Linked DNA regions of Homo sapiens: region 1 is linked to region 2. Evidence: read pairs that join two places in POLR2A ChIA-PET (ENCODE). Cell type or tissue: Panc1. All regions are shown on one strand. Links, peaks and the distances in the headings refer to the core of each region. The heading gives the core; the rest is flanking DNA. Region 1 holds the start of MAPK8IP3-AS1 (MAPK8IP3 antisense RNA 1). Region 2 overlaps UBE2I (ubiquitin conjugating enzyme E2 I).

What was found. ChIA-PET counts read pairs that join two places held together with the same protein. Peaks named below come from ENCODE experiments on the same cell type or tissue, not always from the same donor. Only the 100,000 strongest peaks of a DNase experiment are listed, where the experiment ranks them.
Region 1: POLR2A ChIA-PET joins it to region 2 with 7 read pairs; 2 of 35 experiments call an interaction of 5 or more read pairs at or near these places.

Annotation. Positions count from the first base shown.
Region 1 is chr16:1,711,593-1,714,488 of GRCh38, forward strand. All of the region lies in intron 1 of MAPK8IP3 (mitogen-activated protein kinase 8 interacting protein 3), which reads left to right. It overlaps MAPK8IP3-AS1 (MAPK8IP3 antisense RNA 1), which reads right to left and starts at 2,599. Exons shown (of 2, transcript NR_184234.1): 1 at 2,410-2,599; 2 at 1,937-2,195. RefSeq lists an enhancer at 2,346-2,395. In Panc1, for the core only: no CTCF peak of the experiment used is centred there; no DNase peak of the experiment used is centred there; H3K27ac peaks cover 768 bases.
Region 2 is chr16:1,325,457-1,328,352 of GRCh38, forward strand. UBE2I (ubiquitin conjugating enzyme E2 I) reads left to right here. Exons shown (of 7, transcript NM_003345.5): 7 at 1-1,561. Among named protein-coding and RNA genes, the nearest start is that of BAIAP3, 6.7 kb to the right of the region's middle. RefSeq lists an enhancer at 186-355. In Panc1, for the core only: no CTCF peak of the experiment used is centred there; no DNase peak of the experiment used is centred there.

The sequences.
Region 1 (2,896 bases), core at 206-2,705, 390 kb after region 2:
GGAGCTGCATGGGGTGCCGGCTCTCCGGACTTGTTTTCCTTTGCCCTGTTGAAAGTTGGGGTCCCAACGCTGGGCGCAGTGGCTCACGCCCGTAATCCCAACACTTTGAAAGGCCGAGGCGGGTGGATCATGAGGTAAGGAGTTCGAGACCAGCCTGGCCAATATGGTGAAACCCCGTCTCTACTAAAAATACAAAAATTAGCTGGGCATGGTGATGCACACCTGTACTCCCAGCTACTTGGAAGGCTGAAGCAGGAGAATCGCTTGAACACAGGAGGTAGAGCTTGCAGTGAGCCGAGATTGCAACGCTACTGCACTCCAGCCTGGGCAATTGAGGGAGACTCCGTCTCAAAAAAAAAAAAAAAGAAAAAAAAAGAAAACTGAGGTCCCGAGCTCCCCTTGTCACCCCAAGTATCTAGCCGCCACTAGGTCCTGGTGTTCTTTTGGCCTCAGGAGTTCTTTTTTTTTTTTTTTTTTTTTCTTTTTTGAGATGGAGTCTCGCTCTGTCACCCATGCTGGAGTACAGTGGCGCAATCTCGGCTCACTGCAAGCTCCACCTCCCAGGTTTATGCCATTCTTCTGCCTCAGCCTCCCGAGTAGCTGAGACTACAGGTGCCCGCCAACACGCCCGGCTAATTTTTTGTATTTTTAGTAGAGATGGGGTTTCACCGTGTTAGCCAGGATGGTCTCGATCTGCTGACCTCGTGATCCACCCATCTCGGCCTCCCAAAGTGCTGGGATTACAGGCATGAGCCATCGCGCCCGGCCAGCCTCAGGAGTTCTTTAATGTCCCCACTTTTCATCTCCTTTGCTGCCTTCTGCTTCCAGTCACCACCATCCCAGGGTCTCCCGGCCACTCCCACCGCCGCCACTTTGCCAGCCCAGAGAACCCTCACAAAGCATATCTGGTCTCTGAGTGCTAGGGTGAATTCCAGGCAGGGGGATTAGCTGATTGCTCTCCTGGGGCAGACTGGACATCTCAGGTGGTGATAACATGAGGGGATCTGAGTGACAAGGTGGGCCAGGACACTGGGTGGACAGAGTGAGGCTGTCTTCCCCAGGTGGCCCCCCACTGGGCCCACCTCTCACCAGCCTCATCTGCCTCTGGTCTTCTGGCTGCCCCCCATTCTGCAGACCTGCAGTTCCTGCCTCCTAGACCACCTGCCCCCACCCCTCCCTCGGGGTTTATCTGGCTAGTTCCCGTCTCTGCCGGATTCGCTGGTGTCTGCCTCCGCAGTGCACCTGCAGAGAAGCCCCCATCACCCACTCTGCCGCCCCTGCCTGGGGAGCTGGGCCCCCACCAGGCCTCTCTCCCGGCTTCCGCAAGTTAAGCTGCTCCCTGCCAACAAGGGGCCGGCACCCTTTGGTTCATTCAGCCTGAGCCTGTTGTTTCCTTTTCTCGGCACACCCGGAGATGCTGGCCATCTGTGTGTGTGGATAAAGGGAAGCCGGCTTTCCTCTGTCTCTGCACACATCTCACCAAACTGTGCAGTTCCGGAAGGTCAAGGACTGTCTCTTTGGAGCAGCCTTTCTGACAGAACGTTCTGGGATGATGGAAATGTTGTATTTGGTGCTGTCCACTTCAGTAGCTGCTGGCCACATAGGGCCGTTGAGCATTTTAGGCATGACTCATGGAACTGAGGAACTGGATTTTTAGTTGTATTTACTTGTTTCGGAGATGAGGTCTCGCCACGTTGCCCAGGCTGGTCTCAAACTTCTGGACCGAAGCAATCCTCCCATCTCAGCCTCCCGAATAGCTGGGACTACAGGCTCGTGCCACCATGCCCGGCTGTGTTTTATTTTAATTAATGTAAACATGTGGCCAGGGCTTCCATACTGGACAGTGTGGCTGTGGGCAGTCTAGCTGAGCTGCCTGGAAGCAAGGGCAGATGGTGAGTTACTCAGCTTCATGCAAGAAAGGAAGATGCTTAAAGGGTGGGTTTGTTTCCTGTTTAATGAACATTTTCCAGAAAGAGGGGAGATCCCGTAGCAGTGGGTTTCAGATACAGGAGACCAGACAGGAGAAAATATTGTGAGATGGGAAAGTGGATGCCAGCAACAGGAAACAGCAGAGAGGGGCTGAAGTTCTCGAAAGGCCAAGAAGAGCCTGGTGGGAAACCGCTCGCACCTCAGGACTGCCTGTGCTCAGGGCACAGGATCGACTTTTTCGCCTTGGGCTGCTTTTTGTTTTCTTTCTGTGGGTAACAATTTTATTGCAGTATCATTGACATACACTGAACTGTACATACTTAAAGAGTACAATTTGATGAGTTTTGAAATACGTATAAACACCAGAAGCCATCCCTGCAGTCCAAGCAGCGTAGACGCCCGGACCCCAGAGTTCCCTGTGTCCTATGTAATCCCCCTCCGACCCCTCCTTGCCCCACCTGTCCCCAGGTAACCACTGACCTGCCTTCAGTCACTGTAGGTTAATTTGCATCTTCTAGAGCTTTGCATAATGGCCTCCTGCAGTGCGTACGTGGTTTCCTCTGACATCTTCCACTCGGTACAGTGATTCGGGGACTCACCCAGGCTGTGTGTGTCCTTCCCCCATGGCCAAGCAGGGTCCCAGCAGTGCCGTTTGTCCATCCGCCTGCCTGCAGGGGAGCTGGGCGGCTTGTTTTTACGTAACCTTCACGCATGAGCGGTTTGTAAGCCCGCTCACCCCGTTGGCAGGGTGTTGGGCCAAGCACTGCTCTGGGGCAGGCTGGCAGTGAAACCCAGAGACTAGAATCCGCTTATGAGGGGGGTGCGTCTTTGCGGAGACCCTTAGAGCCCACAGCATCATTACTCTGGTGCATTTTCTTTTGAGCCACTGTTACGGCAAGAGATCCAGGGCGTGCCACGTGAAACGCGACAGGGCCTTTCCTCAAGACCTCTCCTCCGTGTGGTGCGT
Region 2 (2,896 bases), core at 186-2,685:
ATCTGCTTCGGATGCACGCAGGCTGTGAGGCTCTGTCTTGCCCTGGATCTTTGTAAACAGGGCTGTGTACAAAGTGCTGCTGAGGTTTCTGTGCTCCCCGCATCTGCGGGCTGTAGAGCGCTGGGCAGCTAAGATCTGCATAGGTCGGGATTGGCATCGAGACCCTGGCAACTGCACCGGTGCCAGCTGTCTTGGGGGCCACAAGGCCAGGTCCAGACCAGGGCTGGGGGCTGCCTGAGGACTCCTATCCGGGCAGCCTGCTGGCGGGGGTTCCCCTCTTCAGTGGCCAGGTCACAGGGATGGAGCTGCGCTGTGCATAGGGTGCCACCTCAGGTGTCTGTCCCTTGTGTCCTCAGGAGGCAGCCTTGCTACCACCCGTGGCAAACGCCAGGTGCTTTTTCTGGGAGAGCCCACAGCCGTGGCCCTCCAGGGCTTCCCCGACCCTTAGCGCCAGGTAGAGGGCCCTGGGCAGCCTGTGTCTGGAATTCTTCGTCCTGAGGCCACCTGAGTGTGGTCTGTCCTGGGGAGGCTGTGCGCCTCAGCAGCCGTCCTGACGCTGAGCCCTCTGCAAAGGTTGGGCCGGCCAGGCCTCTTGGGGCTGCCTGAGCCACTGCAGGAAGTGGCCTGGCTGGGAAGTTGGGTGCCGGTCACCTCCCAGCAGGAAGGCACAGTGGACAGAGATGGGAAGCCCTGGGGGACACAGCCCGGTGCTCCCAGCCCTCCAACCTCTGGCTCCCAACCCAGTCTCCCCATCCTAGCGAGCTTGGCCCTCCTCAGTTTCGTTTCAAGCCTTGGGGCTGGAGCTGGCCCTGCTGCCCTGGCACCCCCCGGTGGCTGGAGCTGGGTCCCCGTGGCCCAAGTGCAGGGTCCCAAGAGGGCAGGGCGGGGCTCCCCAAAGGAGCAAAGAATGCAGGGAGGGCGGTCCAGGGCCCTGGGAAGGGGAGCTCGGCACCCTCCAGGTCCGTGTGGGACTCCAGCCGCTGTTGGCTGGGAATCGAAGTTAGAGGTGACTTCCAAAGGCCCCCCGAGCCGGCAGTGCCCCCCACCACCCCTCCAGCGACTCTGCGGTGCCAGTGCCTTGTTGGCTTTTCCGGCTACGCACCCTGCAGTCACTGAGCTCTCGGTCTGACGTCTGATGTTTGTGGTTTGTTTATAACACGGGGCCTTACCTGGGGAATTCAGCTGGTTTGAATATTTGTAGCCCGCTCCCAGAATGTCTTATTTTGTAATGACTGAACTACATTTAGTAATAGTTACACATGTATATGGTTAATACATATGGAAATTCAATATATTTTGTAGTTAACGTATTCTGAAGTAACGGATGTTTCTCGCCAATCGTAGTGACTTCAGCTAACGAAATGTTCTTTTGTAGTACCACGGTCCTCGGCCTAACGAAGGACGTGAACCTTGTAAGAGGAGAGCTCTGAAACGCGGTCACCTTTGTTTAGTGGAAGGGAAAGTGTGTTCCCGGCATGAGGTGCCTCGGAATTAGTAAAGAATTGTGGGCAATGGATTAACCACTGTATCTAAGAATCCACCATTAAAGCATTTGCACAGACTGCGGCCTGCCGGGTGTGTCCTTTCCTGCCCTGTCCCTGGCTCCCCTGGGCTTTGGGGGTGGGAGCCCACTGGGGCCACAGGGCGTCCCCCGACCCCAAGGCCCAGCCCTACCCCCCAGGGCTTTGTTCTGGTCCTGCTTCCAGCCCCACGTCAGCCCCTCCGGGTGACATCCCCTCTAGCCAGCCTCGGGGTCTCTTCACCTGCACCTCCCTGGCCTGCTCTACGGGTCTCCTCCCTGGGACTCAAGGCTGCTCTTGCTGTCCCTGGCAGGGGACCTCCTTGGGGAGCAGGGACCCCAGGTGTCCAGAGAGCTCTCCTCACAGGGCCCATCCAGGGCTGGCTGGAGCCACCAGGTAGGAGTCTGGTGCACAGGTGCAGGGACCCCAGCCCCCTGCGGGACGGGCTAGCCAGGCCTGAGCTGGCGCCGGGGGAGACCTCCCTTGGCTTTGGCAGTCGGGCTAGCCACAGGTGCCCTCCGTCTCTCAGGTCCCTTGGGACCTGGGTCTGGCTGGGCCGGAGGAGGCTAGGAGACTTGGCCACCATGCTGGCCGCTGCCCGCAGGAATGCAGGCTCCTGGCCAGGCTGCTGGTCCCCAGGTCGCCTCACCTTCCTGGACCTGAGGCCTGGCCCCGCCATCACTCACTGGGATCCGCTGATGGGAAGCCTTCCTCATGATTACCATGACGACAAGTTGCCAGGTTGGAGGGCCTTGCACTGATTCGGACTGGCTGGAGCTGGTTTGAGCCAGCTCCAGCAGGGAGGGGCCTGGGAGTGCTGGGTTTGGGATCCATCCCCAGCCGACCCTGATTCTGGGTCTGGGAGTGTCCTGAAGCACCTGCTCAGGAGACACAGCCTGAGATCCCCAGGCACCACCTGGTCTGAGGAAGCCATTGGGCCCAGTTGGGGTGGGGGCTCCTGGCTTTGGCCCATTGGGTGGGAAGGGGCTGGGGCAACTGGTCCCATCCACCCTGCCTGTCTCTGGCCCAGCCTGGTCCAAAGGCTTCTGCACCTGCCAGGAGATCGGCTTATCCGGCTCTTAGGAAGAAATAGGAACAGGCACAAGAAAACCACCGAGCACGTGTGGCTTGGGCTCTTCCTTCCCTGGGCCTCTGCCCTTCCTCCAGGATGCCCTCCGCCGAATAAGGCAAGTTCCCACTCCTCGATGCGGGCTGTGCCTTATTTATTTATTTAGAGATGGAGTCTCACTCTCTCGCCCAGGCTGGAGAGCAGTGGCATGATCTCGGCTCACTGCAACCTCCGCCTCCCGGGTTCAAGCAGTTCTCCTGCCTCGGCCTCCCGAGCCTGGGCTGTGCGTTTAAGGAGGGACTCTGAG